7 separate regions of the Homo sapiens genome follow, and all the other regions are linked to region 3. The links are chromatin loops, found by intact Hi-C in ENCODE. Cell type or tissue: endothelial cell of umbilical vein. All regions are shown on one strand.

Region 1 (4,000 bases), 240 kb before region 3:
GGGACATAGATATAGGCTACAGGTACAACATGGCATTCACAAAGGAAGAAGCAGAAGGTGTTGTAGGTTTCATGAGCAAAGAAAGTAGTGTGGGTTGCAGTTTTGTTACAGGTGTAAGCAACAAAAAGAAAAAAAGATGAAAAAATAAAAGAAACAAAATGAAAGTGGCATGGTGCATGTCTTATATTTGCACAGGGGTTGCACAGGGAATGTCTCTCCAAGTTCTTGCAGCAGGGAGAAGGCAGGTTCCAAAGCATTGCTGGCTACCCCAGCAATCGGGGCACTATGAGCAAACTGGATCAGTGCATACTAAGGCTGTTTTTTTTTTTTTTTTAATTTTTTTCTTCTCATGCCTTGCATTCCTTCTGGGCAAAACTGGAATAGTTCGGGAATTCTTGCTTCATGTGCTGTTGAGTCTACTGAATCTAAGTTTCTGGCAACAAACGAACTAGATGGGCAAACAATTTGAGGTAAGTGTGTGAGGTTAATTTTTTCTTCTGCTCTCAATGAATAACAGATCTGATGCAAAAACAGCTCTGGCTATGGAAGTGGGCATCTTTTTCCCCCCATCTGACTCAGCATAGGTGAGAAATAACTTGAACATGTTTTACTGCTCTAATGGTATGCAGGATCACAGGTCATCTTTTCTTAGAGGAAAGTCTCTGCTCCCCTTGAATTTGCAGATGGACTCACCAAAGCTCAGCAAGGAAAAGAGGAATTATAAAGAGGACTTAATTAATTCATTATTTTTTTTTGAGACACAGTCTCACTCTGTCATCCAAGCTGGAGTGCAGTGGTGCAATCTCCACTCACTGCAACCTCTGCCTTCCAGGTTCAAGCCATTCTCCCACCTCAGTCTCCTGAGTAGCTGGGACTACGGGCATGTGCCACCACACCCGGCTAATTTTTGTATTTTTAGTATAGACAGGGTTTCGCCATGTTGGCCAGGATGGTCTCGAACTCCTGACCTCAGGTGATGCGCCTGCCTTGGCCTCCCAAAGTGCCAAGATTACAGACGTGAGCCATTGCACCTGGCCAAGAGGATTTACTTTTGTTACAACATGTATATTTTGGTTGATCCAGTGGAGTAATTTCTTTAATTTCAGCTAAGTGATCTAGCCATGGTTCTTACTCAACTATATCACTCAGAAAGTATCCTAAGATCTGGCTGGGCATGGTGGCTCACACCTGTAATCCCAGCAGTTTGGGAGGCTGAGGCGGGCGGATCACATGAGGCCAGGAGTTGGAGAGCAGTCTGGGCAAATGGCGAAACCCTGTCTCTACTAAAAATACAAAAATTAGACAGGCGTGATGGCCCCCCTCTAGTCCCAGCTACTCGGAAGCCTGAGATAGGAGAAACACTTGAACCCGGGAGGCGGAGGTTGCAGTGAGCTGAGATCGCACCACTGCACTCCAGCCTGGGTGACTGAGTGAGATTCTGTCTCAAAAAAAAAAAAAAAAAAAAAAGTATCCTAAGATCTGAGCAGTCAAGTTTTTCATTGCTGCATCGGTTTGACAGGTGGTGTATTCTTTACATGTCAATATCCTGATGGGGCATTAATGCAGGACTGTCTGTCATGGACCTAATTGTCATTCACTTTCAACAAACATCTCATGAATACTTACTATGTTCCAGAACTTCTTGACAGAAGAACTCGTTTGTGTCATAGTGGTGCTCCTTCAACCTTTTCCTGCCTTCCAGGTACCCATGTAAATATTGCTGTTTGGCAGTTCCTTCTAGAGCTGGAACCCAACAGGATTTCCCAACTTTATGACTTTCAAAGGGTGGCATCCCTGCTCACTGACACTAGAGGGCGCCCAATTGCCAGTAACAAATTTGGGCACTGGGATTTAGGGCACTGTTTGAAAACTTGTTTTACTCTTCAGCAAAAAACAGTTGCACAACTTCATCCTCCTCCCAATGGGGCATCAAAGAAGGAGACACTCTAATGTGGACTAGACGTTGGTTTGTTTCCATTAAGGCTTGCTTTCCTAAAACCCAGGCTTTTGGACTATCCCTGAGAACAGTGAGTAACTTGTTAGTAATTGCATATCCTGGTTGTTGCATTTAATCCCATCCTGCTGTCATCCACCACATCCCTATCTAATTCCAGAATATCTCAGCATGAAGCTCTCGAAAGGACTGGCTCCTTTCTAAACCTCAAAAGGCTTACAGACAGACCAGTCCGGTTCTCATTTTGCTCTCTGTTTTGTCTAATGCCCCTTTTCCTTGAACACAGGCAAGCCTTATCTCCCATTTTGGTCCAGGACTATCTGGCTACAATGAATTTGTTTGGTCTCATTCTGTTAACTCAGACTCCCTCTAACTCCACCATTCCTTGTCATCTGTTCTTTCCCTTCTTTGTTCCTGTTCAGCATCAACGAGTTCTCAATTTTGCATTTTCTATCTGGGAAGAAGGGAGAAGTATTTCTCAAGTGTTGACTGTGTGTCAGTTACTCTTCTTTATGTCACTTACAGTATCACATGCAGAAGCTGGTATGAATAGCCCCATTTTACAGATGAGTACACTGAGGTTCATGGTCAAGTCACCTGCCAGAGGTTGTGTACCTTGGAAGTAGTCAAGCTGGGATTCAGTTCTAGGGTTTTTGGATTTCTCTTTCTCCACTACCACCCTCCTTCCTTAGACTTTTATACTATTTGATATTGTCATCAGTGCTTCCAGTCATATTCCTTGTTTTTGTTCCTTGGTTTTGTCACATGAAAGTTTATCCAAAATTCATAATTCATGATCAAAACTAGCTAAAGACATTATAAAACTGAAAAAGGACCTCAATTCAGATGGAATTGTCCCTCCTACCCGCACTATATCTCAGAACTTAAAAGAAACCCAAATTTGAGGTAGGAGTAGCTTTGGTCATTAAGTAAAACAGGTTCTCAGTTCAGCCCGCATTGTGAGACTTCATTTGAGGAGTCACTCCAGAGTAGCTAATATACAAGATTTTTTTTTTTTTTTCTGTCTTGCTTTGTAGCTCAGGCTGGAGTACAGTGGTGTAATCATGGCTCACTGCAGCCTTGACCTCTGGACTTAGGCAATCCTCCCACCTCAGCCTTCAGGCTTCATATAAATATAGAAGCACCAAATTGAAAATTGAATCTCTTCTAATAGTCTCCATTTTCTACCTGTTTAACACAGTTCTAAAGGAGAAAATAGCCACAGAAATTTCTGGTATTTATTATGAGTAGAGAATTTTTAAAAATAGCTTAATTGAGATATAATTCATATACCATAAAATTTACCCACTTATAGTGTACAAAGCTGGGCATTATAGTGTACAAAGCTGGTTCCATGGCTTCTATCCATCTCTCCTGCTGTGGTCACTTGAGGTGGGAGGATCCTTTAGCCCAGGAGTCCAGCCTGGGCAACATAGTGAGATACTGTCTCTAAAAACAAACAAACAAACAAAGTACACAGTTCAATAGTGTTTAGTATATCCAGAGATATGTGCAGCCATCACCACAGTCAATTTGAGAACATTTTCATCACCTCGAGAAGAAACCCCATATCGTTCAGCTGTCCCCCTCCTATTCCCACACACTTGCCGTCTCCAGCCCTGAGTAACCACTAATCTCCTTCCTGGCCCTGTGGATTTCCATATTCTGGAATTTCATGAGAATTGAATCATAGAGTGTGCAGTCTTTTGTGACTGGCTTCTTTCACTTAGCACTATGTTTTCATGATTCATCCATGTTGTATTGTAGCATGTAACAGTACTTTTATTTTTTTTTACGGCGAAATAATGTTCTCTTGTATGGATACACCACCTTTGGCTTATCTATTTGTCTGCTGATGGACATTTGGGTTGCTTCCACCTTTTGGATATTGTGAATAATGCTGCCATAAACATTCATGTCCTGTTTCTTTGTGGACATATGTTTTCATTTCTCTTGGAGATATACCTAGGAGTGGAATAGCTGGGTCACATGGTAACTCTATGTTTAGTCATTTGTGGAACTGCTGGACTGCTTCCCAAAACAGCT
Region 2 (4,000 bases), 140 kb before region 3:
TTTGAGTTGTTCAGAGCCTTTTGCGTTACAAAGCTCTTGACACTTTCTGGGACATATTGGAGAATGTAGGCATTCATTCATGTGTTCACGCATTCATTCAGTCTTCCTACGATCATCGGATGCTCACTCTGAGGCTAGTCCTGGACTAGATGGACTAGTCCATAGAGATGAGGAAAACAAAAGACAGCATTCATACCCTTGTGGAGCTTCCACTCCAGTTGCCCACCTAGGCAGGTCAAAGATCTTCAAGTACTGTTTTGTCCATGTGACCTCTATGGGATCCAGGCTGGGTGACACGTTGGGCTTGTGTCTTGTATCTAAAAATCAGAACTAGGTTTTCATGGCCCATTGCCAGCCATCACCAGGCAACAACCTCTTTTTTTGTAGTGAGATTTCCCTTGGAGTGTTTTGTGGTAATATCTGTTTCTTGTTTCTCCCTCTCCCCAGACTCTTCTGCACTGGGGCTGATAGTCACGCTTAGACATGTTTTTGACTCCAGCCATAAGCAGCTTTTTTGACTAAGAACCATTGGCGTCTGAATGGGATGACTACCTCCATGCCTATTGGCCTTGGAAGCCACGGTCTTCACACTTCACCCTGAGAGAGAGGCAGTGGCAGGTTTCATTTGAAGCCAGGGGACAGAAAGGCCACTGGATGAGATTCTATGGACACAAACTTAGGAAGAGAGGAGGACTTTTCTATCCTTGGAAGGGGCCTGCTTCAGTTGTGCTGCCTAGGAAGGCACATGTTATACTAAAATATTATTTGTTCTCCATCTGACACTTGCATTTAACTGGGAGTCCTGTATTTTATCTGTCAATGTGACAAGGGGCGGGTAGGTGGAGAGGTGGGCACAGGTGGAGAGGTAGGCAGTGGGGCAGGGGCCCTGGACCTCCATGGGGGTGATGATGGCAGGATGTGGTCATTGAAGTGCTGAGGTTCTGAAGGGTGGCGTGATAGCTGCCCATGTCCAGGCTATCACATCGAGACAGGCTAGAAGGGAGATCAAAGATCTCTGCCATTCATGGTCTTTGGAGAATTCACCGTGAGGAATAGCACTCACATGAGCTAAGGGAAAAGAACAGTCTTTAGCCTTGCTTCCCATCCACTTTGTATCTGAAAATATACAAATGTATTCCCTTTGTGTATATTTAAAAAAGAATCCAAATTCTTTTCTCCTGGTAAGTTAAAACAAACATTTCCAGGGCTGGAAATCCATGTACTCAGGAACTATCAAAAATGTGTCAGTTCTGGGCTGTTGGGGGCATGTGCCTTGAGGTATGTGCTCACAGGAGGGGCTGGGGGCTCAGAAGCTTTGCTCCCACTCCCAGGAGCTAATTTTGAGCTTTGATATCTATGTGACTCTCAAGAGCATGCATGTGGGACCTGGCAGGCCCTTGGAGATTAGCCAGTCTGAGAGACAGGGACTCACAGCACTTAGGAGCTGTGTGAAGGGTTCTCTCTTGACAGATGAGCAAACTGGAGCCCAAAACACTTAGCGATGGGCTTCAGGGCCCCCGAGGCAACAGAACAGGGTGAGAACATGGGTCTCCTGACTCCAGGTTGTGTACAGTTCGCCATGACTCTGCACTCGCTGGTCCTGTGGCCTCTCTCAAATATAAGCATGTTGAGGGCAGAAACCAGGAGTCCCATTTGTCTCGTAGTGTTCAGGTGGTGGGGGTAGGGGGAGCTGTGATGGCCCTGCACACCCAGCTGTCCCTGTGTGAGCATTTGCTTGCTCTTGTCACTCACATGGTGCCACTTGTTGGTGCCACTCTCTTTGCTACTCAGCAGGAATTTGTTTTCCATGGCTTATCCCATGCCTTTGTTTTCTTGGCTCTGAGTCACCCCAAAGGTGGATGCCTGGCAGGGGTGGTATCAATCCCCAAGGATAAGTCCCTAAGAATCTAGTTCTTCCTACCTCTTGGCAGCTAGCCTTCTTTGATGTCCTTGGGGTGTTTTATGTGAAACTCTATTTTCTCCTACTGTCCTACACCTTCAGTCCCTGGCTGTAAGAGACATGAGATGAAAGGTCCTCCCGTGTTGTGTCTTGTGCCTTGTGTTCAGGACAGCATATCCAAGTGTGTATGGGCCTTGTCCAGGCACCATTTAGTATGGGGCTATTTTCCTGATCTGTCGCCACTGGACACCCATATCCTGAGCAAAGTGAGAGCTGAACCCACCTGGCTACAGTGTCACTCCTTGGCAGTCCCTGGAAGAATTCTTCCACTCAGAACTTTGTGATGACTTCACAAAGACAACAAAAGGAGGAAAGTGATTCATAGGGGCATGAACGATATGCAGTTTTCTAAGCAATTGCCTGAACTGTGAGCATATAAACCATGGTGAAGAGTGCACAGTGTGGTTCTGTATGACTCACCAGTTACCTCCTTGAGGTCATGATGATGCCTTCAGCCAGGTGGCTGAGGGACAGGCCTTGTCCTGGCTCGGACTCTGGTCTCTATTGCTGCTATGTTTTTATTTTTTTCTCAGTTCTTTGAGCCACTTAGTGTCCCTCACCAGCCATCCTGGGGTCCTCACATCCTTGTTTCAAGACCAGAGCCTCACGGATACATTTGTGGATATTGGCCTGCAATTCTTCCATGTCCAGACACCAAAACCCAGTGCCTGCATCCTCTGTAGCTTCTTCTGTTTCTGTGGCTGCCTGCCCAGATCCAAGTAGATGCTGGGGATTGAGCGAGACTGCCTTTTAGGGCCAGCTTTTCACAGCTACCTGTGAATGCCAGGACTGGCTTCTCTTTGTACTGCACTATTGGTAAGGTGGTGTTAACCACTGTGGCTTGAGAGGGAGGAGCACAACTACAGGGTGAGTGCTACCCAGAGAGTCATCTCCCGTTATTCCAGACACCCAAAACCATACAGAAGTAAGCCTATAGTTATCTCCTTTCCTATATTGTCAGATGGCCCCCTGACTGCAGTGGGCTGCCGTTTTAATTCTTTAGTTGTATCATGCCTATTTGTGTGTAGGTTCAACTTGCAACTACATAACTGCTTGCTTGTCTGCCTATCCATCTATGCATCCATCCCTGCATCCACCCATGCATCCACTCATGCATCCACCCATGCACCCATCCATGCATCCACCCATGCATCTATCCATCCATCCATTCCTCCATGCATCCGTCCATTCATGCATCCATCCATGCATCCGTTCATCCATGCATCCATCCATGCATCCATCTGTGCATCCATGCATCCATCTGTGCATGCATGCATTCATTCATGCACACATCCATCCATCCATGCATGCATGCATCCATGCATCCATACATCCATCTGTGCATCCATCCATCCATGCAACCATCCATCCATCCATGCATCCATCCATCCATCCAAGCATCCATGCATCCATGTGTCCATCCATCCATCCATGCATCCATGCATCCATCCATGTGTCCGTCCATCCATCCATCCATCCATCCATCCATCCATCCATCCATCCATTTATCTATTTATCCATCTAATAAGGGATGGTAAACTTATGTATTTAAAGGGACCAGGCAGGTAAAGTAAATGAGGAAATGGGCTTGACAAAGACAATAAGGAGTGGTGGGGGCCGTGGTGAGCTGCCATCTGTAGCATTCCCTGGCTAGAATTTCCTTTCAGGTTTGATGTGTGGCATCTGACAGCCACAGTGAACCATCCTTATTTCAAAAGCATTTGAGTTCAAGCAGCCTAGAGGTATTTGGATGGGGCCCCTGGGTTCTTCCTCAGCCTTATTAGAGTCTGTTGGTAACATCAAATGGTGGGATGTGCATCAGGCAGGGCTTTTTAAGGTTGCAAATGGCAAGAAACTCAACTCATAGTGCTTAAGCACACAGAGGAATGTGTGGGCTCATGTAACTAACAGCTCGTGAGTGTATCTTCTTCACTCGTGACTCGGTCTAGGGGCTCAGCAAGGTCCTCTTGACTCCCTCCATCTCTCCTTCATCTCTAAACTCCACTTTTCTTTACATTGGCATCCTTTGTAAACAGGCCT
Region 3 (4,000 bases):
AAAGACAGTAATCCAATTTGCTACCGGTATTTTAGAGAGAAGAATTTAATAAAAAAAAATGTGATGTTCACATCAATAGCATCCCTTTAAGGGTTCCTGCTTACTCTGCATCTCTCTCTGCATCTAATGGGCTACAGACTGATACTGCTTTATACAGCACTGGAGGGAATGCAAGATCATTACTCAGGGAGAGAACTAAAGGGTGTTTGGGGGTTCTCACCTCATGGTGGAATAAAATTAATTAATTTTATCCCAGTATACCTCCTGTTACATCTGATGAATATGATCTTGAACGTGTACTTAAAATTGGAGCAGACTCATCTGTTAGGAATTTTTCCTCAGGGGATTTTGCTCAGCCTTTGGAGGAGAAGTGACTTGTGTTGTGTATTTTCTGAGTGAGGTGTCTTTGATCTGGTGTGTGGAAGCCTAGAGTGGAGATGACAAGTTCTGGGCTCTGGGCTCAGCTCCCTGTGTGAATTTGTTGACAGGGATCTCTGCCTCAGTTTCTGAGAGAGGAAATGGACATTTCTTTCCCTATTAGAATATGTAGCTTATATTATTTCATGATGATGCTTAACTCTATGAGGTAGGGTAGATGTTATTTATTCCCGTTTTACTGATGAGGAAACTGAGATTTGATCCTGTTTGATGACTTGTCTAAAGTTCCAGGCTCAGTAAATGATGTATGGATCTTCTAATAATCTTTCCTAAGTCTATACTGACTTCCCCAAAGATCATCTTTGGAAGATTTCTTGAGTGAAATCAGTAAAATGCCTGTAGGTCTTTTATTCAAGAATTTATTGGATGAAAAGGAGGTATTTGATTCTGTAAAAGAAAAAACTGAAACAACAGAAACCCCAAATGAAACTATGACACATTAGAATCTTTCTGAGAAGTAGCAATGTCTAAGTCCTCATGAACTTTCTGGGAGAACTAAAGTTGAGCTTCCTAAATGGTCACTGTTTTTGTGGTGCCAGTGGTAGCGGGAGTAATGGTGGCAGGGAGTGAACATTTTGGGCCCTGGTCACAAACCCAATTGCTTCTAACACAAAAACATTGAATTATATAATATTGTGGTGTTTAATAAAAGTGATTTCTGATCACCTATTCAAAATAGCAATATAGGAAAAGCCATTCTGCATGATTGGTTTACAAAATAAATGGGAATGATGGAAGATTCCTGTCAGAACTGAATTATTAGATAAAAAACATTGGCAATTAGGTTTTCAAAGTATCTCACCACTGGAACTCAACCAATAACTATGGCTTTTTAAAAAATTTACTTCTGAAATAATTTACACTTACAAAAAACTTACAAAGATTTTACCAAGAATTCCCATATGTCCTTCACCCAGATTCTTCAAATAACCACAGTACAATGATCACAATCAGGAAATTCACATCGATGCAATGCTATAACCTACAGACCTTATGCAAATTCTGCCAGTTGTCTCACTAGTGTCCTTTTTCTGGTCCAGGATCCAGTCTGGGCTCACAGGTTGCCATGTCCTCTTACAAGTCCTTTAATCTGGAATAGTTAGTACTACAATCTTGTTTTTCACAACCTCGATACTGGTTAGTCATTTCATAGCAAAAGCCATTCAGTTCAGGCTTGGATGCTGTTTTTCTAATGACTAAACTGAAGTTGTGCATTTTGGTTAGAATACCTTAGAAATGATGTTGTATCCTTCTCAGTGCATTACATCAGGAGGTATGTGATTGATTTACCCCATTACTGGTGACTCAGACATTTGGCCTTTCAGCTGAGATTTCAGGCTATTCTGTTTACAGACCTTGGATGATAACATTTTCATTCAGATATACCTCGGTTCATTTGGCAACTAGGGACTGAGTAATAACAGTATGCGTGTGACTGCTCAGCACTGTCAAGGATAGGATAAAATTAAACATGGGGCAATGAATTTATTGGCCATTGGATTTATTTTGTGACCTAGTGGATCAGACTAGAAATTCACAAATAGTTAAAATCATGTAAGAGCTGTCATGGGGTAGTATGTGATTATTTTTGCCATGGATCTCAGTAGACAAGAAGATTTTCTTGGAGGAAGCCATCTAGATCAACAAAGAGCTCCAGATGGACCGTTGCTGTTGAATCTGTAGGCAAGAATGTCTATTGTCAGAGACAATGGAGATAATATTCGAACAAAAAGCAAAGCTGGGAATCACAACCTAACCCATGTAAAATGGCAAAAATCACCATTTGAAAACCCGCCTAAGTACCATTCCATAGCATTTTGTTCCTGCCGCTCCTGTGCTTATCACAACACATCATGTTTGCTTGTAGTCCTTCTCAAACAGATGGCGTGTTCCTTGAGGGCAAAGGTGATATCACTCATATCCTCCAGACAGTGCCTGACACCAGTGTGCCATAATTATTTGTTGAAATAAACTGAGAACTGAGCAGTTTCTGAGATAATTAGTGGAAGTCTTACCAAATCTCACTCTATGCATAGAGGATGCTTAATAAATATTGTTGACAGAAAGAATGGAGAAGTCTCTGGACACAGCATCCAGTGGTTAAGTCAGAGGGGGCAGGTGGGAGGTGGTGAGGTGGTGGTGAGGGGTAAAGGAGAGAAAAGGGGGATGTCAGGACAGGGGTGGGGAGGGGTTGACCATGTGTGTGGAGGGGTAGAAAACTATGCCTTCTTGCAGGGGATTGAGAGCAGGAGACTAAGAACACAGCTGCACATTGTTTCATTTTTGTGGCCTGCAGTTGACCTGACCAGAGGAAACAAAAGAGAAAATGGAAGTTAGGAGTGCCAAGTTGGGACTCACGCATGATTTTCTAGGTGGCTTTAGTGGGGCAAAGGAAAAATACATGTGTGTGTGTGTTGGGAGGTCGGGGTGGAAATTTGAAGAAACTGAAAGGTGTGGGGTAAGCTTATGAGACAGACTCACTACAGAGTGGCAGGTAACATCTGACCAGAGGGGTCAGGGCACTGGGAGAGGGACAGAAAGACTCCTGGCAGGGAGTGAAATGATGACAGATGCCCATGGAGAGAACAATCGGCAGGCGTTCTGTGGGAGGTCCCAGGAAAGGTCACCTGGGTTTGATCAGTCAAGGGAAGGAGCTAGAGGCAGGTGGTGACAGCAAAGAGCATGAGGGAAGTGGGGGTAGGGTGCACCAGCAAAGCGGATCAGAAAGGGAGACAGTGGGGTGGGATGGGGTAGAGGCAAGGAACAGGAGCAGGTGTGGAGGGAGGACTTGGTCAAGGAGGAAAGTTGGATGAATGGAGTCTCAGCTTTGGAAGAGCATCTAATCCAGGCCTGTGCACCTGGCCATTGAGTGATGCTTGGGTACCAGGAGAGGTGGGGCAGGGGAGGGGCCTTTCAACTTGGAAGAGGCTGAGCTGCTCATTTGCTTTTGAGCTTTTTTCCTTGCTGGCTTGGCCATTTTCCATTTAGGCCCATTCTCCCTCTTCTCCCTCCCTTATCGCTCAGCTTAATGTGATCTAGGCACTGTTGGGACACCCATCTCTGCTTTCAGAAACTGCTTCCGGGGTGAAATGTGGCAGTACTTGGTTTCATTGCTCACTCCTTTGTGTCAACTACTCCGTTCCAAAGACCAAAATGGCAGATTTCATTTCAGCTAGAAGCAAAAGCTATGCGTGGCTATCCAGGCAAAAGGGCCCACCTGTGTGAACCACCACCAGGTTCCAAGGCTGACAAAGGGATCACTGTGCTAGTAGAGGACTGGAACTGGTCTCTTGGTTGGGGACTGTCTCCGAGTAACTCTGACACACTTGAATCACTTGGGGCAGGGTTGGGGCTGAGTGTGAGTGCTTGTGAAGGAAGCAGTGTCCTTTTGGGCTTAGGCCAAATGAGGCATCTGATGGGGTTTTCTGTGGCTGAATTGGTTCTATACCATAGAACTACTCATTTCTACTTGGATGGCAGGGAGAGAGATGACATCATAAAGGTCCTTTCTGGGGTGTTTTAACTGTGAAAAGATTCAGTTTGTTTGGTTTCTAAGTGGAGG
Region 4 (4,000 bases), 120 kb before region 3:
CTCCAGGTTTGGGGTATGTGGGTGGCCATGATCAAGATTTGAGTGTGGACTGTGGACTGTGCCACTGACCTGCTGTCATTTATGTTGTGTTGGGCAGAAAGGGCCAGGAATCAGGTGGTGGCAGCTGTGTGATTCTTATTCCCTGTGCTGGGGGTCTCCTGCCAGCACTGACTTCCAGCCTTCTACAAGGCCAGGATTCGGTATCATTCAAGCTGTCAGTTGCAGGTGGGCCTAGAGCTTTCATTTTTTTGTTGAGTGATATGTGTCGAGCATTTCCTATGTGCCAAGTCTTGCGTTGGGGGCTGGGAATCTGATGAGACAAGGACGCTGCTCTCGTGGCACTTGCAATTTAGTTGTGTATAGATGATCAGTAGGCAAAGAGAAAAACTTTGATAGTGGTGTTATGAAAAAAATAAAGTATATGAGATAGCAAAGGGTAGGGCAGGGTTGGGGTGGGGTGGGCTACTTCCAGATAGGGTGAACCTAAGAAGACATCTCAGAGGAGCAGTCAGCTACAAGAAGATCTGGGAGAAGCATGTCATGCCAGGTAGAGGAGATGGCATATGCAAAGGTCCTGAGGTGAGATACCCTTAGTATAGAAGAGGAACAGAAAGGAGTGCAGTGAGGATGGAGCCCAGCGGGGAAGGAGGCAGGGGACAGGATGAAGCAGGAAAGGTGAGCCCAGCCAGCCTGGGGACCTGTAGCCATGGGAAGGAGTTTGGATTTTGCTCTGAGTGCAGTGAGAAGACATTGGAGGTGTTAGTAGGAGAGAATGCCATGGCCTGATTTCCACTTTTTTTTTTTCTTTGAGATGGAGTCTCGCTCTGTCGCCCAGGCTGGAGTGCAGTGGTGCAATCTCGGCTCACTGCAACCTCTGTCTTCCAGGTTCAAGTGATTCTCCCGCCTCAGCCTCCCATGTAGCTGGGACTGCAGGTGTCCGCCATTACACCTGGCTAATTTTTGTATTTTTAGTAGAGACGGGATTTCACTGTGTTGGCCAGGCTGATCTCGAACTCCTGACCTCGTGACCCACCCACCTCAGCCTCCCAAAGTGCTGGGATTACAGGCGTGGGCCACCGTGCCCAGCCCTGATTTCTGTTTTTAAAAGATCACTGGGGCTGGTTATAGTGGATCACACCTGTAATCCCAGGTCTTTGGGAGACTGAGACGGGCTGACTGCTTGAGCCCCGGAGTTCCAGACCAGGCTGGGCAACATGGCAAAACCCTGCCTCTATAAAAAAATACAAAAATTAGCCAAGTGTGGTGGCGTGTGTCTGTAGTCCCAGCTACTCTGGAGGCTGAGGTGGGAGGATTGCTTGAATCTGGGAGGTGGAGGCTACACTCCTCCACTGCACCACTGCAATCCAGCCTGGGCAACAGAGCAAAACCTTGTTTCAAAAAAAAAAAAAAAAATCACTTGGGCTGCTGTATAGAGAATTGACTATAGAACAACATGTTCTTTGTGGCCGTGTTAAATACCAGACCGATATTCCCTTTACTGGGGAGGGCAGCACCCTTTGCATTCCAGTGGCAAAGATGAGGGCTGGGGATCTGTTTGTCTAAGAATTTTCTCTAATCAATAGTCTGCTTCTATAGGCGATCACACTCAGGAGGCAACATCCGAGTGCCCAGCTCATAGTGAGAGTTTCAGGAAGGACTCAGTCTGTGGACCAGGAAACTAAAAATATTTTCTCAATCAATGAAATTTCTGTGACGGATGCATGTTTTCTTTCTAGGTATGATTCACCCTAGATAAAGCAGGCTTCTCCACCACCTCACTTTTGTTGCATTCTACACATTCTTTAGCCTCCAGAGGAGAGATTTATTTGGTCACGTCTGGATGCCATTTGAAAGGCAAACCTTGGGTACAAGAAAAGCTACGGTCCTCTTCCTCCCCGGAGCGTCCCCTTCCCACCTCCCCCGCCACCCCACCATTATTTACTGGAAGGAATCACACTGCTTTTATCCTGCCACCAGTCTCTTGTCCTTGGCAGCTCCTTGACTTCAACCTCGAGATGTGTATGTCATCAGAACACCCAGTGGCGGCTCAGAAATCATGGCCAGGTTCAATATAAATTCTGTCTTGCTTAGGCAGCTTTGCATAATAAGTCCCTGAAAAGTCTTCACCAGGGTAGATGCTGGAAAAGGGATTTATTGGGTCTACTGGGCCTGAACATCAGACTGAGCCACATCGAAGTCATGATGGATGTTTTAGGGTTCAAGCTGTTTGTCGGACATAACTTTCCCAAGGGATACCTTTGTCCCCAATGTGCCCTTCCTGAGATGTTTTGAAGGTCAGAGCCACCCACAGAATGACTAAGGATGTCAGATCTTCATACATTTGCCTTGACCAGGGCTTTTGGCAATTTTGTTAGGGATGAGGACTTTTGTGGGATTAGTCTGCTGCAGGTTAGTGCTGCCAGGGTAATCCATGCCAGCTGCCTGAAAGAAGTTTTCCCACAGAAACAAAACCAGCTGAATGAAACAAAGTCTGCTAACTGGGCCGTCCAGCTCTGCCATTCAAACATGGTGGCTGAGGAGCAACACAAGTCCCCTCTCATTCATGCCCTTGTTTTAGAGGTTGGGGAGCTATCTTTAGATCAGCTAGTCTCAAATTTCTCAGGATCACTGGGGAGCTGATGTCTGGATCACATCCCAAGCCTCTAGAATCAGAATTGCACAGCTTCCCACCCCTTAGCGATTCTTTCACAATCCTGAGTTTGAGAGCATTCTTTTGGAGCATGTGGTGATGGCATTCTCACTAAGCACAAGAAGGGCATTTCTACCCATGCAGAGAAGGAGCTGGTTTTCCTGGCATAGGTCTGATGTCAGCAGCATTGAGAATCAGTGAGCTTCTTGTAAAGTTCAGAGAAGGAGAATGTCAGTTCTGTGGCACCTTGCAGGGTAGCATGAATTTGCACATGGAGAAATGAAAATCTCAGGAGCTGAAGTGACCTTTTTTTAAGGATATGGGAAAAAACTCAATAGGATTTGAACTTGGAGGATATCTATTTTCAGATGCCTAATCCTGGGCTCTGGAGAAGTAGCCAGATAACTTCAGGCTCACCTCATGTTCCCATGGAGAAAGTTAGAACGTTCCAAGCACCTCTCAACTGTGAAGCTTTCATTAGTTTGCTGAGGATGACATGATAGTTCAGTCAAGCAATGTATCTATCACATGCTTCTACATTCCCAGTACTGTGCATGGTTGGGTAGCATGCAAGCACATAGCTCTCAGTTCCTGTCTTTAAGATACTTCCAATCTAATTAAGTGAGCAGAGATAAGGAAGGTGGCAAAGACCATCAAAAATAAAGTAAGACAGATAAGGTAGCTCAGAGAAGCCAGAGAGCAAACCCTACTGGTAGAGATAACCTGTGAACCTTCCTGGAAGAAGCAAGTTTTCAGCCAGCTCTTGACTAGGCTAAGATCAGCCAGGACAAGGACAGAATACAAAAATTCCAGGTGGGAGGAAGGATATAAGTAAAGTGTTTTGTTGAGATTCAGGGGTAGGGCTGTCTGTTTCATATATGCAGGGGGGTCAGAGGAGGATTCATTCATTCACTCATTCACTCATCATTTACCCAATGTGGCAGGCATGACCCAGCATGTACTAGGCTTTGGGAGAGAGCAGTAAACAAGCCAGATGTGGTCTCTGTGCTTAGGGCAGTCCTTGGGTGGATTGCTGGGGTCACCATGCATCAGCTGCCCTGCTCTCCTGGATGCCTGAGGCTCAGCCTTGGTGACCCAGAGGCCTTCTGTCCTGGGACAGAGGTTTGAGTGGGTCCCCGACAGCCTCAAGGACACCGCAATAGTGAGTGTTGCATCACATGGTGGGTATCAGCCTGCTCAGGCAGAGGGTCATGCCACAAAGTGGCAGCAAGTACTGCACTTTGGGGAAGGAGAAAGGAATGGCTATTGATTGCAGACTTTTATGTCTGTGTGCCAGAGGTTCTAGCTTATTAAATTTTCTCAGGTCTGAAGTAGAGATTATATTACCCA
Region 5 (4,000 bases), 56 kb after region 3:
TCTCTGAATGGCCCTGCTGGTGGAAGGGGTGAGGCAAAGGCCTCTGACTTGGACCCTTTCCACACCAGACTGGCAGCACTTCCCCCAGGCAGCCAGTGGTGGGCCCTGAGCCCTCAGGTCCCCAGCTCCTTGAGGGATGAACCTGGGAGCCCAAGAGCCAGTGGCTGAGCTCTGAGAAGGCTCCATCTCCCACCTGCCCTTGAGCGCGCTCTCAGGCTGAGAACACGGTCTCATCAGGCGCCTTCCTGGCCTGATGCTGTGCTGTCTACGTCACACGGTCGATTCACAAAAGCCAGAACTAGACCTCAACCAGGTCATCTCCCCGTTGCCAAGTGGGTTCAGGGTGAGGGCAATTTGTAAGCTCAATTTCTCTGACAGCCAAGACATGGAGCATCTCTGCTAAGAAGCCAAAAGAAATTGGTTTTCTTCTTCTCATTGCTGAAGCCCCTCTGTGTCTCTTCTCAGGGACAGGCTGGTCCAGTGGCTTTGGTGAGGGCGCCTCCATTTGTGAACGCTGGGATTCCTCTGGGTGGGCTTTGGCAGGTGGCTCCTATGGTAGGAAGGATGACCAGGTCCCTGGGAATGAGCTGCCTACCTGCTGCTCCACGAGGAAGCTCAGGCCTGCACAGGCTCCACCAGGCCTTGGATGCCCTCTAGTTGAGTCAGAGACCCTGGAAACACACTGAGATCTCCAATTGCTGCCTCCATTGATGTCTCTAGACCTGCAGATACGAAGCAAACCTGGGATTGCTTCTTCCAGGTATGGGCACCAGAGAGGGAAGCCACTGCAACATTTTATCCCCATCATTCCAAAATGCTTGCTTGTCTCTTTTACCTCACACTCACAACTCCTTCTGAGACTCTCAGTCATAAAGGAATGACCAAGAGAGTGGGTCTCCAGTGAGAGAAATGCCTATGAAAGAGGGTTTCCCTTTTTGCTCTTTTGAACACCCTCCCCACTGATCCTTGGGACCCAACGCCGCATTGCCTCTTGCAGATGAGGTTTTGCCTTGGGCTGCTTTGGTACTTCAGACCAGGACTGAGTCTGACACAGCTTTCATGAGGTTACAGAAAAGGGCTACAGATTTGGGAAGCTGTGTGTAATGGTCTTGAGACAATATCTCCATTTGGCCCACCCTGGCTTCTCTAAAAAGCAACGACAGCAACAGACAAACAAAAAGCTCCCACCTCCCACCCCGTTAGCTGTCCTCCTCCTTCACTGTGATGTGGTTGCGGTCTCTGTAGGTGTGTGTGCCACCCTTGTCCTCTGTCCTCTGGGGATGTGCCCTTCCCACGTGTGTCAGGTTCCCACTCTTTCGTGGTTCCTAACGTGAAGTGCTGTGATGTTTCTGCCCTGCCTAAGGAACGTATCAAGCTCTCTCAGTGTTTCAGTGTTGGAGATTGAGGCTGTGCCACATCTTCTGCCATCCTAAGGGGACATGATGGTTCTGTGATTCCCAGAGAGCTGGCAGATTGTGACAATCTCCAGGAGAACCTACAGATTGGAAGCAGCCCACACCTGATGTGGACTCCTGACCCGGGACTCACTCTTCATTCAGAAGACTGGTGGCCCACGTGCCAGGACCACCCCACCTCTCTTGCTGCCTTTTCTCCTGTCCTGATGGGGTTCTGGGAGGGAGACCTGTCGCTGATGAGATGAAGAATGTGGGGATCGAGCAGCCTTCTTCTTTGGGACCCCTCGATATCCCATGGAATGCTCGCACGTTCTCAAAGACTGAGTCACAAGCCCCTACCCCTTCCTTGCTGTGGTTAGTATCTTGTTCTGTGATTGGTTAGCAATGTTGACTACCCACGTAGTGAATCTTTTGTCTGCAATTTAGAGAATGTGTAAACAAATAAAAGGCTTTAAAACTCTTGGAAACTCTTATTTTCCCTACGGATAGTTAGGACCTCACTTGCAAATGTAGAGATCCTGTGGGGGTAGAGCCCTTTCATGTTGGGGTGTGCAGTAGGACTGCATTGTGTAAGAGAGAGAGAAAGAGAGAGAGGGAGAGAGAGAAACACGCATGCGTGTGCATCAGGCTCCAGAGAAACACTAGTGCTTTCATGGTTGCAGGGAGACTCCAGGAGCAACAAATTCCAGGTCTCAGTTGCTGCCTGGTGATGAGCTTCTGGCCACGTCATACATAGCACCAGGGAAGCCACAGTCACCGTGACAGCTTTCATGGGCACAGTGGGCAGCATAGCTTCAGGCCTTAACTGAGAGCTTCATCTGCAGGAGTAGAGCAGCTCCTTTTCTGGAGACCCCTCAGAGAAGCTCCTAGGGCATCCTGAAAGGAGCCCCCTAGATTTTCTAGGAGAAGGGAGGTTGATGAATCAGAGATGACTCACAGGAGAGGTGGGGGAATATGGTTGGGGAGAGAGAGAGACCTCTGGTGCAGGACCCATCTAGAAGCCAGCTGAGTCATTGCTTCTTTTCTCTCAGCTGCCTTCCATGAAGGCAGTGAGTTGGCTGCCCTGGGCAAGGAGCAAGAGGTATCACAGAGGACACATCTGCCCCTAGAGTCTCTAGAGTCTGCTTAGCAATGGCCTTAAAGCAACAGCCTGTGGGTATAGGACTCCTGGTCCATGCGGGAATTGGTTTCCTGAGGCTGCAAGTTAAGAGTCAGTCTCCCAAAAATAAATTTTAGATAGATAAATAAAGGCCTCTACTCTATGCTAGGTACTGGGGCTACAGCAGAGAAGACAAAGCTCTACCTCTCATGAGGCTCACAATCTTGCCAAGGAGGCAGGCACCAGACAGGTAATAGTACAACATGTGATGAACGGGGTCAAGGGGGAAATTGAGGGAACTAGAACATGAGCTCCCTGGTCTCGATCAGTCAGCGTGGTTTTAGTTGGAAGCTACTGTGCATTTTGGTAAGACACAGGTGGGCATGGCAGTGGGAAGACACCATGTCACTTTTTATTCCTCCCCTAAGTGAGTGCTGCACTGTTCTTTAATGAGTCATCCATGCGCCTTCAGCCTTTGCTTTTCTAAGCATAATGTGGGGCCGTTATTTCGGCAGAGAAGCCATTGATGGTTGCTGCGGACATGGGTCATTGAGCAGGTTGTCGAGCCATCTCTGCAGTGGGAGAGATGTTCGCATTCAGGGACCAGAGGGGAAAGGCCAGGCCTTCACCCAAAGCAGTTTCAAGTGACAGCTGGACCTGCAATGCTGAACTGCTAAATTCAGCAATCAGGGGGACTTAGGCTCATATAACAAAATCCAGGCAGCAGACGATTACACAGACACCCACATTCAGGCCTTTCATCTGCACAGAGAGCTGTGCACATTTCTGCTTTAACCCCAGGGAACCCGGCATTGCATCCTAGTCTGCTATGGTATGAATGGTATGTCCCCCAAAATCCATATGTTGAAATCTCCACCCTCAGGGTGATGGTATTAGAAGCAGGGACTTTGGGAGGTGATTATGTCATGGGGGGCAGAGTCCACATGCACGGCATTAGTGCCCTTATAAAGGAAGCCCAAGACAGACCCCTTGCCCCTTCACCATGTGAAGTTGGAGTGAGAAGGTGGCTGTCCATGAGGAGGCAGGCCCTTGCTGGACACCGAATCTGCTGGCACCTTGATCTTGGACTTTCCAGTCTCCAGAATTGTGAGAAATAAATTTGGCTTATTGTTGATAAGCCACCCAGTCTATGGCACTTTATTATAGGGGCCCAAACAGACGAAGACATTTTATCCCATCAATTTCTGAGAGAGGTCTTTTGAGAAGGCAGTAGATGTGCCATGTTCTGTTGGACCTGAGAAAGTTAACTATTATAATGCAGCCCAGAAACTGACATTGCCCTGAGTCAGAGGGATGGAGGAGGGAGGGGGTGTTAGTCCATTTTGTGTTACTAAAGGATATGCCTGAGGATGGGTAATTTGTAAAGAAAAGAGGATTATTTGGCTCATGGCTCTGCAGGCTATACAAGAAGCATGGCACCAACATCTGCTTCTTGTAAGGACCTCAGGAAGCTTTCAATTGAGGA
Region 6 (4,000 bases), 150 kb after region 3:
AAGCCTTCAGATTTTGTAAAACACTTTGAGGCTTTCCTGGAACAAATAAAGCATATAACTGCACATTTTGGTTTCTATGTAATACATAACCCATCTAGGAAAACGATCCTGGGATTTTGCTGTGCGCCTATCTGAAATGGTTTCCACTGATGAACTTAAAAATAACCAAATCTGAAATTTTAACTACCCACAATGCCTTGAACTTGTGTTAATAGGTCAGGCAATGAAGGGGACAAATGAACACCTTATGACAACCACTTGAGTAGATAAGCAAACCTGGGCGTCTTCAAATGTATATCTCCCTCCATCTTTGACATTTTGACTGGTTATCTCATAGCTGTGAGAATCCAGGTTGATTGCACTTGGAGCCCCTGGAGCCAGAAACTCTTGCCAGATTTCTTCTACCCTCTTGGCCACATCCTGTAGGGGTTGTTTCTTAAGATCTTGGACAGCCAGCCAGAACCTGAAGTGGGAGCAGAAACACAGTCAGTTCCAGGGGGCTCAGCATCGGGATGTTGCCTGAGATGGCCCCAGAGCTGATGTCCCATGAAACCCATTCTGCTGCATCTCTCAGCCTGCCCTGATGCCACTACATGAGCTGCAAAGACCATGGAGATTGTGAAAACATCAAAGGTGTTCCTATGGTGCAGAACAGAAAAGAATTGCATATTAAAAGATCAATGTGCTTCTCGTTATCAGAACGGGATTTCTCTCCTTCTACATGAAGGTTTCTCAACCTCAGCACTATTGCCACTTCAGGCTGGATAATTCTTTGTTGTTGAGGCTATTCTGTGAAATGTAGGATGTTTAGCAGCAACCTTGGCCTCTACCCACTAGATGCCAATAGCAACCCCCCTTCCCAAGTTATGACAACTAAAAATGTTTCCAAACATTGCCCAATGTCCCCTGGGAGATGAACTCATTCCTGGTTGAGAACCCCAGTGCTACATACATGCCACCATGCAGACAGTGTGAGACCCTTTGTCAAATCTAGTTGGGATCAAGTGATGGCATCAAAATGGAGGAGAGATCCCAGAAGCAGGCAGTGTCCTGGAATCATAAAGACTATCTGTGTAAGAATGAACCAGCCATTCCTATTATAGATGGAGAAACTGAGCCAATTCACATCAGTGCTCAGCACGGTGCTTGGCAAATAGTAGGTGCTCAATATATGGGTTTCAGAGTGAAGACGGACGCATCTGGAGCAATGCTGAAGAGGCATATGTTGAAAACTTCTCTGCAGAATGGTTCTCCTTCTGCTGAGAGCAAGAGAGAAAAATCTGCTCACTTCCGTATTTGCCTCTGTTTAATCCCTCAGCATCCGCATGGGAGCAGTGAGCTCTTTTCTGCTGAGAGCAGCAGCAGCCAGAGCCAAAGCTTGGACAACAGCTACCGGGTCTTAAGGATGGTTCCCAAGGCAGCCTTGCAGCAGGATCCAGGTCTGGGTGTCATATCCTTTGCCCTGTGCATGGACAGGCCAGCTCCCCCATCAGTGAGTAAGAGAGTAGGTCCTGTGCTGGTTCCGAGAGCAGCGGGAATCACAGGTAGTCTAGTCAACAGAAAGGGAGGGACAAGCGAAGCTGAAACATGACGTGGTGGAAAGTGCAGACAGTGCATTCAATCTGTCATCAAATTTCATCCAAAGTAAGATGTACTTGTTTCTTTTTTTTTTTTTTTTAGGGTTAAACATGTTTTTCTGTTGCTGTTCAGAGAAATGTCTTTGGAGCCAAGTGCATGGCCCAAAGGTGCCACTCAGTGGCAGACTGGAGTAATGCAACCCAATTTCTGCAAGGCAAGACGACTGTGTGTGTGTGTGTGTGTCCCCAAATGCTGGGCTCCAACTCTTCCCCTGATTTGCCATTTTTTGCCATTTAGGATTCTGATGATCTCCTTAAAGGAACCTCTCAGCGACCCTGCAGAGCCAAGCGTAAGGCAGAGAAGGCTTCATGACTTCCATCAGATCAGGAAGCTGGCTCTGCCCTCATCCTGTCTACGCCATATCTTGCCTTGGTGTACCTTTCTGGGTGCCTCTCTCTTCATCTGTAAAATGGGCACTGAGTGGATGGAGGGATATGTGGCATGGCTCTGGAAAACTTCCTATGCAGACTTAACTCAGAAATGCTTTCAGGTCCTGTGAGGGGGAGCTGAGGAGGGGTCAGTGTGGTGGCCACAGGCTCAATGCTGGCCCAGTGTGATCCCTCGGATTCCAGCCTTCTCTCCGCAGGTGGCCTGGGCAGATGCTGCCGCCCAGCTCTTGCTGCTGCCATCTGGTGTCCCCTGCCCTTCCACAGCTCTCTGACAGCCACAAGTCCTGGGTGCTCAGGTCCTTCTGGCTTCTGGGTGAGAGGAAAGCAGTCGTGTTTCTTTATCCAGAGTCCAGAGAGGGTGGGGAAGGAAGGGCTTGAAAGGAGCTGTTCCCCTACCTCATTGTTCAGGTGGGCCCTTGACTCTTGAGCTGGGGCATGGGTCTCCTCCATCTCCCAGGCCTGCCCTAGGTTCTGTAGGGCTCTCTGTCCACTCTCTCAGGTCTGCTGTGAAAAGAAGGAAGTGGCCGGGAGGCTTGCCAAGTGAAAATGGCCATCTGCTGGTGAGAGTACCTACAAGGCTTTCTCTGCCTGGAAGGCCATGTCTGACCAGTAGGTGAAAGATGCGGGGAACCTGGCTCTATAGGAAGAAGCCAGTGTTGGCTTTTCCAAGGCCCAGAAGGGGTCAAATGTCCAGAGACGAAGTCAGTGAGGCTTCCTCAGCCCCATGCTAGGCAGACAGGAGAACCAGGTTCACAGAGGGAGGCCGTCTGGGCTGAATCCCTGGCTGGAAGCAACCTTCTGGGTCAGCGTCTTCCCACGCCCCCTGGGCCCCTGCAACTTCTCACACAAATGGATGACACCTGGGTGATTTCCTGCCCCCTCAATCAATGCCACATGGGAGGTCACTTTCTGTCACCTCTGTCAGCACTGAGGAGGAGCTGCTGAGCCCCTGTGGGAAGGCCCTGAGGACCCTGGGAGCTCTGCAGGCTCCCTGCGGTTCCTGAGGGCTCAGGGTCCTTTTTGCAGGATGATTTGGGTGCCACATGAAAATGTACATCACTCAGCTGGATATAGAGATGACCGGAGCTGATGGAAATACAAATTTCATAATCAATTTTTTTGAGACAGGGTCATGATCTGTCACCCAAACTGGAGTGCAGTGGCTACATCTCGGCTCACTGCAACCTCCGCCTCTCAGGTTCAAGCTATTCTCCTGCCTCAGCCTCCTGAGTAGCTGGAATTACAGGGGCATGTCACCATGCTCAGCTAATTTTTGCATTTTTAGCAGAGATGGGGTTTCACCATGTTGGCCAGGCTGGTCTTGAACTCCTGGCCTCAAGTGATCCGCCCGCCTTGGCCTCCCAAAGTGCTGGGATGACAGGCGTGAGCCATTGCACCAGGCCGCGGAATCAAATTTAATAAACTTTTATGTAAAAATAAAAAGGTTTTCTTTGTCACATAAAACCAAGAATTTTTTTAAGTACAAGTGAAAACAACAGGCATGCTGGAGGAAGAGGAAGGGGAGGGGAGAGAAAGGGAGGGAAGGAGGGGGAAAGGGCAAGAAGGGAGAGGGGGAAGGTATGGGGTAACATTCCCTAGACAGCAGTTTTCTCTCCCTGCACACACTGGGGACTCTCCCTGGCCTTCTGTCTGCCTTGGAGTTGACCTGCCTTGTCTCTCTCAGGCAACAGCAAAACTGCTGTCACAGCAGCATCCTGACATCCCGTATGTGTTTACCATCACTGGTTTTGAGGAACCTTTGTGTCAATTTGAAATTCAGAACAGGCTTTGGTTAGTGTTGGCCATCTTCGAGCCCCACAGGCCTGAGCTGGGAACTCAGAGCCCAGGCCACATTCCCCGCTGCAGAGAGCCACAGCAGCTCCTCTCTGCACATCTGCTGCCCATGGGAAGCCCCTTGAAGCTTTGGAAGCTTCTGCTCTTATAAAAAACCTGCAGGTACCGCTCCTCCCCAA
Region 7 (4,000 bases), 220 kb before region 3:
TTTCATCATCCCGGAGAGAAACTTTGTATGCATTAAACAATACTTTTCCATCCCCTGCTTCCTACCATCCCTGGGAACCACCATTCTGCATTCTTAGCACCCCATATCAGGGGAAACATACAATATTTGTTCTTCTGTGTCTGGCTTATTTCACTTAGCATAATGTCTTCAATGTTTGTTCATCCATGTTGTAGCATAGTCAGAACTTGATTCCTTTCTATGGCCATTGTATGGATAGCCCACTTTTTGTTTACCTGTTTAACTGCCGATGGGCATTTGGGTTGTTTCACCTTTTGGCTGTTTTTGAGTCCCCATTTTCATTTCTTTTGGGTTTTCACTATGCCTAGGTCTCCTTCATTTTTGGACTGTAAAATCTAGGGACTAAGCTAGGCTCATGCCTGTAATCTTAGCACTTTGGGAGGCTGAGGCAGGAGGATCCCTTGAGCTCAGGCATTCAAGACCAGCCTGGACATATCATGAGACCCTGTCGCTACAAAAAATAAAAAAAAAAGCCGGGTGTGGTGGTGTACACCTGTGGTCCTAGCTACTCGGGAGGCTAAGGCAGGAAGATGGCTTGAGCCCGGGAGGTTGAGGCTGCAGTGAGCTGTGATCACGCTACTGTACTCCATGTACTCCAGCCTGGGTGACAGAGCAAGACCTTATCTCAAAAAACAAACAAACAAACAAACAAACAAACAAACAAACAAACCCAAAAAATTAGCGGCTACATTTCTAGATAATATAGGCATTCTCCACCTTATAAACTAAACAAACAAAAAAACCCAAACCTAATAGTATTACAGAATTCAACCTCTCTGCCTCTCCCTCTATTGGTAGTCCATTGCGTTCTGGGATAAACACACTGGGAACTAGGAACCCAGAGACTCAATTCTCCCATCCCCAGCCACAGGGATTGCCTTCCCCTCATATCCCCCTTCCTGTTTTTTTTTTTTGAGACGGAGTCTCGCTCTGTCGCCCAGGCTGGAGTGCAGTGTCGCGATCTCGGCTCACTGCAAGCTCCACCTCCCGGGTTCACGCCATTCCCCATTCCCCGGGCTCAGCCTCCCGAGTAGCTGGGACTGCAGGCGCCCGCCTTACGCCCGGCTAATATATATATATATATATATATATATATATAGTATTTTTAGTAGAGACGGGGTTTCACCGTGTTAGCCAGGACGGTCTCGATCTCCTGACCTCGTGATCCGCCCGCCTCGGCCTCCCAAAGTGCTGGGATTACAGGCGTGAGCCACCGTGCCCAGCCTATATCCCCCTTCCTTTGAGGGCAGGGACTCCTCGTGGGGGTCAGGGTTTGGGTTTGAGGCAGTTCCAGGGGCTGTAGCACTAGCAGTTACCTGGTGAGGCTTGGAGTGAAGGCTTCCTAGGTGGATGGAGATGTGATGTCTGACAACAGGAGGTGGGTGGAAGCACGGTGATGACAGGATAGCTTGGGGGGCAGGAGTTAGCAAGTCAGGCCTGTCCTTCCAAACAGCCAGGAGAGCTTGTGTCTCCCTTCTCCTCCCTTCCCCTTCCTCCAGCCTGGCTTCCCCGCAGCGGCCCACATGAAATAATGGATGTGGAAACATTTCAGAAGGTGGAAAGTGCAAATGTGAGGTGTTACTATGAGAACTAAAAGTTTCCTGTAGCTGATCATGGCCTCCTCAGGCAGTCAATAATACCTACTATATTAAACATTATTTTAAATATTAAAACAAAAATAAATGTTTCTGGCATTACCCATCACATCTAATCATTGTTTCTCAGGAAATGCAAGGTCTACTCATCCAGGCTGTGTAAATAGCCCTGGGATCTCAGTGGGATTTTCCTATTGTCTGGGTTTGAAATAAGTGAGAATGTGAGCTCAGGGGAAACCCTCATTTCATTTCCGGTCATAGCCCTGACCTGAGTTCACCCACCAAACCAGAGGAAGCAGAAGCGCGGTTGGTAGAGTGGGGTGCTCTTCTGGGAACTTGGGCCTTTGGTCCTTGCCTGGTCTCTGGCTCCTCCTTCAACTGAGATGACTGAGGGAGAGAGAAGAAGTGGAGGCGGGGCAGGGGCTTAGATCTGCTTGTGAATAAGGAGAGTGAGCTGTTGGCATTGGAGGTCAGTGGCAAGAATGGATTCTTTTTCTTTTTCTTTTTTTTTTTTTTTTGAGACAGAGTCTCACTCTGTCGCCTAGGCTGGAGTGCAGTGGCGTGATCTTGGCTCACTGCAACCTCTGCCTCCCACGTTCAAGTGATCTTGTACTTCAGACACAGGAGTAGCTGATATTAAAGGCACATGCCACCACACCCAGCTAATTTTTGTATTTTCAGTAGAGATCGGGTTTTATCATGTTGGCCAGGCTGGTCTCGATCTCCTGACCTCAAGTGATCTGCCCACCTGGGCCTCCCCACGTGCTGGGATTACAGGCGTAAGCCACCATGCCAGGCCAGATTCTTTATAGAAAAGTAGACCAGAGAGCATTGCGGTGGGGTCAGATCTCAGAGTTACATGCATGTCTTGGTTGCCAGCCTTGGAAGTGGTTCAGATTCAGTCTTGCTGCAAAGCTACAACTTTCTTTATTTTCTTTTCTCATATATTTTTTGGAGATAGGGTCTCACTCTCACCCAGGCTGGAGTGCAGTAGTGCGATCACTCTGTCACCCAGGCTGGAGTGCAGTGGTGCCATCACAGCTCACTGTGGCCTCAAACTCCTTGACTCAAGTGATCTCCCACCTCAGCTTCCCAAGTAGCTGGGACTACAGGTGCGTACTGCCACACTTAATTTTTAATTTTTTTATAGAGATGGGGGTCTCACTGTGCTGCCCAGGCTGGTCTTGAACTTCTGGCCTCAAGTGATCCTCTTACCTCAGCTTCCCAAAATGCTGGGATTGCAGGTGAAAACCACTGCACTTACTTGGCCCTGCAACTTTCCTTTACAAGAGCAAATGAAGCAAAAAACATCATCCCTACTCCTGCTGTCCTCAACCAGCAACTCTCGATACATCTTTGGCTGCCAGTTGAGCACAACGAGAACTCTCTCATCCTCTTTGGAGTTCCTTCATCCCACAACCAACATGGATTGCCTGCCTGCCCCTGAGAACTAATCAGCACAGCCACCTGACTCCCTCCCTACATCGAGGAGCTTCCACTCCAATAGAGACTTCTGATCTGTCTGTTTCTTCTCCTAGACCCTTGTTTTTTGGCAGGGCAAAGTAAGTGCTAGCAAACCAGGAGGCTGACTGCTGCCCTCGGCTTTTCCTAGGAAAACCACTATAGGTGAGGGGAGTGGGGAGAGGGGCGGCAACGCGGTGCTGGTGATAGGGGGAGGGCAGGGTGGATGGGGCAGTGGGAGGGGAGAGAATATATTCTCTCCTGCTAATTATTTTCCCTGAGGACTTAGCCAATGCAGAACCATCTATTATCGTGGGAGCGCTCTATGGTAGTTCTGCCTGTGATGAATGCTAAGTGGAAACAAGCAAGAAAAATTAACAGGCGGCTGCTTCTGTCCACCTAATTAAAATGCATATCCAAATGCATAATTCCTTATGTTTCCCCATGCACACACTCCCCTTCCAATCCCAGTTCTATGGAGGAGAAAAAAACACTTTCCCCCAATCATTTCTCTTGATTATATTTTCATCAAGGAAGAACTGGAGGGTTTCCCCTTAGAATAGAGAAGGGCCTGTTCTTCTAACACTTCTGAAATAGCTGGCTTTTGACTTAGATTGAGCCCCAAAATTTGGAGCTCTTTTTCATTTTACACACAAAAACTAGCTGCAGAAAAAAGGGAGAAGGAAAGAAGTAAAGAAAGAAAAAAGAGTTCCCACCATTTCTGCTGACCTTTTAGTTTTGTGTTAAAAGTCTGGCTTTGATCAGCAATGACAATTTTGAGGATCTTTTCTGTCTTTTCTTCCTCTTCATTACTTTCCCTGACTCTGCACTGCCTTCCCTGGTCCCTCAGATAAACATAACCCAAGTTTTGTAGAGAGATTTTAGAAGACGAAGACACAGCTACC

The links. Hi-C counts contacts between places; a loop is a spot of excess contacts. Peaks named below come from ENCODE experiments on the same cell type or tissue, not always from the same donor. Only the 100,000 strongest peaks of a DNase experiment are listed, where the experiment ranks them.
Region 1: it touches region 3 in a loop (4-fold over the local background); 5 of 110 quality-filtered maps call a loop at or near these places.
Region 2: it touches region 3 in a loop (11-fold over the local background); 2 of 110 quality-filtered maps call a loop at or near these places.
Region 4: a loop joins it to region 3, with 2.3 times the contacts of the local background. A loop is called at or near these places in 2 of 110 quality-filtered maps.
Region 5: it touches region 3 in a loop (6-fold over the local background); 3 of 110 quality-filtered maps call a loop at or near these places.
Region 6: a loop joins it to region 3, with 10 times the contacts of the local background. A loop is called at or near these places in 6 of 110 quality-filtered maps.
Region 7: it touches region 3 in a loop (5-fold over the local background); 6 of 110 quality-filtered maps call a loop at or near these places.

Annotation. Positions count from the first base shown.
Region 1 is chr14:72,902,943-72,906,942 of GRCh38, reverse strand. It overlaps LOC107984711 (a long non-coding RNA gene), which reads left to right. Exons shown (of 3, transcript XR_001750998.1): 2 at 385-470. Among named protein-coding and RNA genes, the nearest start is that of DPF3, 11 kb to the right of the region's middle. In endothelial cell of umbilical vein, a CTCF peak has its summit at 1,811 (motif pointing right); a DNase peak (open chromatin) is centred at 1,842.
Region 2 is chr14:72,799,843-72,803,842 of GRCh38, reverse strand. All of the region lies in intron 1 of DPF3 (double PHD fingers 3), which reads left to right. Among named protein-coding and RNA genes, the nearest start is that of DPF3, 92 kb to the left of the region's middle. In endothelial cell of umbilical vein, no CTCF peak of the experiment used is centred here; a DNase peak (open chromatin) is centred at 2,302; H3K27ac peaks cover 1,662 bases.
Region 3 is chr14:72,663,189-72,667,188 of GRCh38, reverse strand. All of the region lies in intron 8 of DPF3 (double PHD fingers 3), which reads left to right. Among named protein-coding and RNA genes, the nearest start is that of MIR7843, 150 kb to the right of the region's middle. In endothelial cell of umbilical vein, no CTCF peak of the experiment used is centred here; DNase peaks (open chromatin) are centred at 348, 1,708, 2,388 and 2,738; H3K27ac peaks cover 4,000 bases.
Region 4 is chr14:72,779,641-72,783,640 of GRCh38, reverse strand. All of the region lies in intron 1 of DPF3 (double PHD fingers 3), which reads left to right. Among named protein-coding and RNA genes, the nearest start is that of DPF3, 110 kb to the left of the region's middle. In endothelial cell of umbilical vein, no CTCF peak of the experiment used is centred here; a DNase peak (open chromatin) is centred at 1,700; H3K27ac peaks cover 558 bases.
Region 5 is chr14:72,606,909-72,610,908 of GRCh38, reverse strand. It overlaps DPF3 (double PHD fingers 3), which reads left to right. Exons shown (of 11, transcript NM_001280542.3): 11 at 1-1,875. It also overlaps a transcript of RGS6 not described here. Among named protein-coding and RNA genes, the nearest start is that of MIR7843, 92 kb to the right of the region's middle. In endothelial cell of umbilical vein, no CTCF peak of the experiment used is centred here; a DNase peak (open chromatin) is centred at 2,378; H3K27ac peaks cover 353 bases.
Region 6 is chr14:72,514,814-72,518,813 of GRCh38, reverse strand. RGS6 (regulator of G protein signaling 6) reads right to left here. Exons shown (of 18, transcript NM_001204424.2): 15 at 277-463. It overlaps MIR7843 (microRNA 7843), which reads right to left and starts at 1,994; the gene lies at 1,916-1,994. RefSeq lists an enhancer at 3,543-4,000. In endothelial cell of umbilical vein, CTCF peaks have their summits at 1,759 and 2,610 (motif pointing left); DNase peaks (open chromatin) are centred at 1,733 and 2,553.
Region 7 is chr14:72,882,079-72,886,078 of GRCh38, reverse strand. The region is part of intron 1 of DPF3 (double PHD fingers 3); the gene reads left to right. Among named protein-coding and RNA genes, the nearest start is that of DPF3, 10 kb to the left of the region's middle. RefSeq lists a silencer at 3,912-4,000. In endothelial cell of umbilical vein, no CTCF peak of the experiment used is centred here; a DNase peak (open chromatin) is centred at 1,958; H3K27ac peaks cover 2,057 bases.